Regions from separate parts of the Homo sapiens genome. Here region 1 is linked to region 2. A link is an interaction called in ENCODE POLR2A ChIA-PET data of the cell type or tissue named here. Cell type or tissue: K562. All regions are shown on one strand. Each heading gives the region's core, and the rest is flanking DNA. Links, peaks and the distances in the headings are about the cores only. Region 1 overlaps TRMT61B (tRNA methyltransferase 61B). Region 2 overlaps PLB1 (phospholipase B1).

Region 1 (2,914 bases), core at 174-2,673, 230 kb after region 2:
ACAATTTTTAGAAACGTTCTTAAGAAAAGGAAATTATTCATGATCTAGCTTCTACTTAACAGTTCTGTATTATAATTATTTATGAACACCAACTATAATTCTTTGGTCCTAACGGTATATAACTCTCCCCCAGCAGCTGACACCCCCTCTCCTTCTCTATTCCCTCATATTGAGTAATCATCTGGCACTATTATTCAAGAGAGATTCAGCTGAATAAATCTAAAAAAGAGTGTTCTTTTTAGATCAGGAATGGTTCAGCAGGTTTCTACAAAGCTTCAATGATATCATTAAAATCCTTTGTTGTGTTTCATGCTCATCAAGCAAAATTCTGATGACCAATTTAATCTCGCAGGTATTTTTGACATTCCTATGGATGACCTAAACAGAGCTCTTTCCCCCTTATTGAGCTGTAACATGCAAGCCATAAATGAGAAAAAAGAACTGAGGTCTTTCTGTACAGGAAGCTGTGCCACTAAAACTATAGGTTTTAGTTATATCAGAGCTGGAAGCCAGTGCTGATAAAAATCATTTTCATGGCCAGGCACAGTGGCTCATGCCTGTAATCCCAGCACTTTGGGAGACTGAGATGGGCAGATCACCTAAGGTTAGGAGTTCGAGACCAGCCTGGCCAACATGGTGAAACCCCATCTCTACTAAAAATACAAAAATTAGCTGGCCATGGTGGCGTGCACCTGTAATCCCAGGTACTTGGGAGGCTGAGGCAGGAGAATCGCTTGAACCCGGCAGGCGGAGGTTGCAGTGAGCTGAGACTGTACCACTGCACTCCACCCTAAGCAACAGAATGAGACTCTGTTGCCAAAAAAAAAAAAAAAAAAAAAAAAAAAAAAAAAAGATTTTCTCTCCTCTTTGAACTTTGCTTCATTTCTCACCAAAACAGTCCATCCTTCCAGCAGCCAATTAAGGAAAGGAAGAAAGACTCCTAACCAAGGCCTCAGTCCATAGTGTGAAGCTATGAACTGTGAAGTGGCATCACCAAGGAATTCTGAAACTCTTCAGCCAGCAAATACTTCCATGTCCCAGATCTCCACCATGTTTGATCGCAGCTTAATGTATCCTCTCTTGTCATCTATCTTTTTACTTTCATCTTCTCTGCTTCTTTTCCCTAAGTCAACTTCCCAGTGTTTCTCTTCCTCACAATGTCTCTGCTCCACTTTCTGGAGCTTTGTTCATGATAAACACCTCTGTCCTCGACATCTTCAATGAACACACTCCCCTTGATATCCTGACTTCAACTAACTAAAGATGCCTTCTGCCTATTCCCTGTCAAATGGAAGCTACTTATTCCCCCAAATCTCACAGTTCAGGTTAGGTGCCGGGTTCAATATGCTTCCAATGCTGCTTCCAAAGTATGATTCATCCTAGAAATGCTGAGGTTCATGATGCTCAACTAGTCTTTGGTCCTAGCTTTCAGTCATTACCCCACATTCAATGACAACTTCAGCACCCAACTCGGTAACTCAGTATGTCTCTCTGTCCCAAATCCCACCATGAGATTAAAAGGCATGAAACGAAAATATTCTTTCAATCCCTAGAGATAGACATGAAGCAAACGAAGGAAGACCTTTGCCCATACAAAAGAAGCCTGACCCCTATCTTCTTTATAGTCAAAGTAATAACACAGGACCCACGTTAGAAAACTTACTGCGTCAAATGTTAAAGATTTTATGTCTTCGGTTGCTCCTGAAATGTCCTTATGAATAAAATCCACATTGTCTGGCCACTCTTCTACATGACTTAATTTCCATGAATCACGCCAGTGTTTGTAATTCTTCTTAGCCAGATCATGGTGGTCTTTTCGTACCTCAAAACTTATGACTCGTCCTTGTGATCCAACTTAAGTAAAAAATAATTTGATATTTCATAATATTAATCAGTTTATTAAAAAGTGTCAAAAATGTATTTTGCAAAGGTACTACATGTATGTGAAAAAAATAATTCAAATAGTTCAATGTTACAAGTCTGATCTCCTATCCCTGATCTCCAATTAATCTCCCTCCCTCTTCAGAGGCAACCACATTACCAGCTATTTACCTTTCCCATGATAGTCACTGCCTATACAAGCATGCCAAGTATCTCTCTGTGTTTTTAATACACACTGTGGTGTATTATACACACTGTCCTGTACCTTCCTTCTTACTTACCAATGTCATTTCAGTGCTTCTAGATGTACTGCATTCTTTTTTAACAGGCATTATATTCACTGTATGGCTACGATGAACATTTAGCTTGTTTCTAGTCATATGCTAATATAAACAATACTGCAATGAAAATTCTTATACCTAAGTCTTTGTATCAAGCCAGTATATCTCTACAGGATAAAGTCCTAAAAATGGAATTGCTGGCTCAAGGGGTATGTGAATTTATTCACATAATATTACATTGTCCTCCACGTAAGTGGTGTCAACTTATATGCCAACCAGCAATGTATTAGAATACCTGTATCTCAGGCCGGTCGCAGTGGCTCCCGCCTGTAATCCCAGCACTTTGGGAGGCCGAGGCGGGCAGATCATGAGGTCAGGTGATTGAGACCATCCTGGCTAACACGGTGAAACCCTGTCTCTACTAAAAAAAATACAAAAAATTAGCCAGGTGTTGTGGCACATGCCTGTAGTCCCAGCTACTCGGGAGACTGAGGCAGGAGAAAGGCGTGAACCTGGGAGGCAGAGATTGCAGTGAGCCAAGATGCGCCACTGCACTCCAGCCTGGGTGACAGTGCAAGACTCCGTCTCAAAAAAAAAAAAAAAAAAAAAAAGAATACCTGTATCTCCATACTCTCCCTAAGTTATTGAACTTTTTATCTGTATCAATCTAAAAAGTGAATAAAGTTTATCATTTTTAATGTAGATTTTTGAGTTTGGTTTTTTTTTTTTTTTTTGAGACAAGATCTCACTCT
Region 2 (2,914 bases), core at 177-2,676:
ACTCTTCATTGGGGTCAACGACTTGTGTCATTACTGTGAGAATCCGGTAGGCCCCCGACCAACCCCATGGGGACCTGAGAAGGAAGGTGCTGACCTCTGGCAACATCCTTGCCCATCCATCCCTGGCCCTGCCCCGAGCTCCTTGCTCATGGGAACCACATTTGCCTGCTGCCCCAGGCCCTCCCTGGTTTACACATGCCAGGCAAGGCCCAGCCTTTTCTACTGCCTGAGCGACCCCTGGAAGAGCAGGTGCATTGGTTCCCCAATTCCAGAAGTAAGGCCAAGGTGGACCCACTGTAGGCACTGCTGAGGTGAGGCCTCTCTTATCCACACAAATATGACCTCTGGTACCAGATAGGGGACTAGCCATCCTCACCCCATCCCTGCCCTGTTTCATTTTGAGGAAGGGCAAAACAATGTTCTAAATGGGGTTGGATGGGTCATCACGAGTTAACCAAACCTCAGTGGTGGCCCTGGGAGCCCAAACCTGTTCCTGATGTTTCCATGGGGAAATATGTCCAGACTCACAAACTTCTGGAAGTTGTAACTTCCAAAAGTTTTTATTTTGGAATACATCTTGTTCTAAGTTGGGGACATTCTGTATTTTATTTGGCCGGGAAAAGGCAGCTGCCCAGCCTCAGAGATTGTGGTCGAATGTTTGACAGTCACAGATGGTGGTGTGGGGGAAAAGGCATTTATCACTCCTTGTGGCTCACAGAGGCCAACTACCAGAGGCTTGATGAGAAGTATCCTCCCACACACAGGAGTTGGTTTTCCAAACCTCTTCCCCTCAGTTCTCTCCCTGACCACCCACACTCTAGAGGCAGAAGTGACCCTAACTCATGGGGATTTAAGTATTGCTGTGTTCTGGACTCCGGGGATACCTGGACCCCAGAGCTGCGTGGACACTGTGGACGCTGGCGTAGGGAAATGCCCTCTACTAGTCCCAGGATGTGTGTTCTTCATGGGAACAGTCAGGTTTATACTTCCGAGAGCGTAGTTTAGTTGAAAGGGCTGGGCTGCCCCGACTAGGATTAACTCAGACTGTTTTAAAAAGAAGGAAAGGGGGAAAGGCAGAAACTCTGGGAGACACGAGGTCCCCTCTCCTCTATTTTAACTCTTCGGCATGGATTGTCTATCTTGTTCCTTTCCCCTTCTTCCCAACTCCCAGTACCCCTTCTGGTGGCTGTGGCCAGAAACTCAGCGAACAGCACTGGTCCTATGCCCATCAGTGTGCTGGAATTGAGTGCACGGTATCTCACCTGGCCTCAGCTCTTCGTCTCCAGAAAAAATAATGGGCTGCCTGAGCTCTCCCCTCCTGCCTGAGTGGTGCTGCTTTGTGGGTGCCTCAACTCCCACTTCCTGTGGACATGCTTTCTTCCATGAGTATAAGAGCTTCAGGTTACCACCCGCACCCCCACTGGTATCAGCCTGTGACACCTTCTGGGCCTGTAGCCCAGAGCCACATCTAAAAATAGAGGCCCATCTCCCTCTGCTATAAAGCAAAGCCCTGAGATTCAGCCTGCAAGGACTTACTGAGCACCTACTATGTACCTTGTTTGCATCACCCAGGATGCTGTGGACACACCTCTAAATCAGCCTCCTACTGGGGAGATGGTTCAGAGGAAGAGAACCTTACACTGAGTCACAGGGGATAGAAGTTAGGGGAACACAGGAGAGCAAAACATTTCAGGCAGTGGGACCAGCATGGACCAAAGCCCAAAGGAAAAAGGAAGTGTGGCCACCCAGGGCATGGCAAGGGGCTGGAGAAGGCTGAGGTCAGATGACGGATGGGACTGCCGAGAGCCAAGGCCAAAAAGTGGCAGGACCCAGCACTGGCAGAGTCCACTGTTGGGTCTGAGATTATGTAGAGCAGGGTGGGGGTTGGGATTGTTCATGGTGTCTAGTAGGGGACAAGGGATGATTCCTTACAGAGACTCAGCAGCAACAAGAACTGGGCTTCTCAGTTTGACCAGGACCACCGAAGCCCCTCTGTACCCACTCAGTCATTTAGCCCAGGCCCCAGAGCCCTCCTATGCTCTTGCCATTCTCTCAGAGCGGGCACCAGGGGCTAAAGAGAGTACCCTTTTTTCCTTACAGGAGGCCCACTTGGCCACGGAATATGTTCAGCACATCCAACAGGCCCTGGACATCCTCTCTGAGGAGGTAGGAGAGGGGTTACGTGTTCCTGGGTCCCGCCAGCCACCTCCCTGGGATGCATGTAGGCAGGCTGTGTTCAGTGAGATGCTCACGGAGCAGAGACCCGCCATGAGTGAGCACCTGGATGGCAGGGAGGGAGGTGGCTGTCAAGCTCCTCTGCAGGGAAAATTCTCACTTGGCCAGAGACAGGGTTGTGTGGTAGCAATGAGCTTGCCTCTGAACCAATTGGCCCAGGTTTGCGCCCAGCACTGTGGCTTCGGGCAAGTGACTTCCCTGTGTCTCAGTTTCTCAACCTATAAAGCGGGGCCACTCAAGAAGATTCAGTGAGATACTACAAGTTGCATCCCCTCTCTGGGCCTCAGTTTCTTCATTGGTAAAATTGAGGGGAGTGGGAATTGGATTGTAGATGACCCCCAGGTTCCTCCCAGCAGTAGCCAGTGCCCTAACGAAACCACCCTCCACTCCCTGCAGCTCCCAAGGGCTTTCGTCAACGTGGTGGAGGTCATGGAGCTGGCTAGCCTGTACCAGGGCCAAGGCGGGAAATGTGCCATGCTGGCAGCTCAGTAAGTGGACAGGTCACCGTCCCAAGGCAAGGGCACCTGGGGTGAGGAGGGCTTGCAGGTGCCAAAGGAGGAGACCAGTTGAGGCAGAGCCAGGCAGGCCTGCCAGAGGGTAGACATGGCTCAGGGGCTTGGACAACATCAGGAAGTACCTCTACATTTGCAAATGCCTACTGTATGCAAGGTGCCTCATT

The links. ChIA-PET counts read pairs that join two places held together with the same protein. Peaks named below come from ENCODE experiments on the same cell type or tissue, not always from the same donor. Only the 100,000 strongest peaks of a DNase experiment are listed, where the experiment ranks them.
Region 1: POLR2A ChIA-PET joins it to region 2 with 5 read pairs; 4 of 35 experiments call an interaction of 5 or more read pairs at or near these places.

Annotation. Positions count from the first base shown.
Region 1 is chr2:28,859,455-28,862,368 of GRCh38, forward strand. It overlaps TRMT61B (tRNA methyltransferase 61B), which reads right to left. Exons shown (of 7, transcript NM_017910.4): 3 at 1,664-1,854. Among named protein-coding and RNA genes, the nearest start is that of TRMT61B, 9.4 kb to the right of the region's middle. In K562, for the core only: no CTCF peak of the experiment used is centred there; no DNase peak of the experiment used is centred there.
Region 2 is chr2:28,626,463-28,629,376 of GRCh38, forward strand. It overlaps PLB1 (phospholipase B1), which reads left to right. Exons shown (of 58, transcript NM_153021.5): 51 at 1-46; 52 at 2,101-2,166; 53 at 2,632-2,723. Among named protein-coding and RNA genes, the nearest start is that of PPP1CB-DT, 120 kb to the right of the region's middle. In K562, for the core only: no CTCF peak of the experiment used is centred there; a DNase peak (open chromatin) is centred at 1,402; H3K27me3 peaks cover 1,832 bases.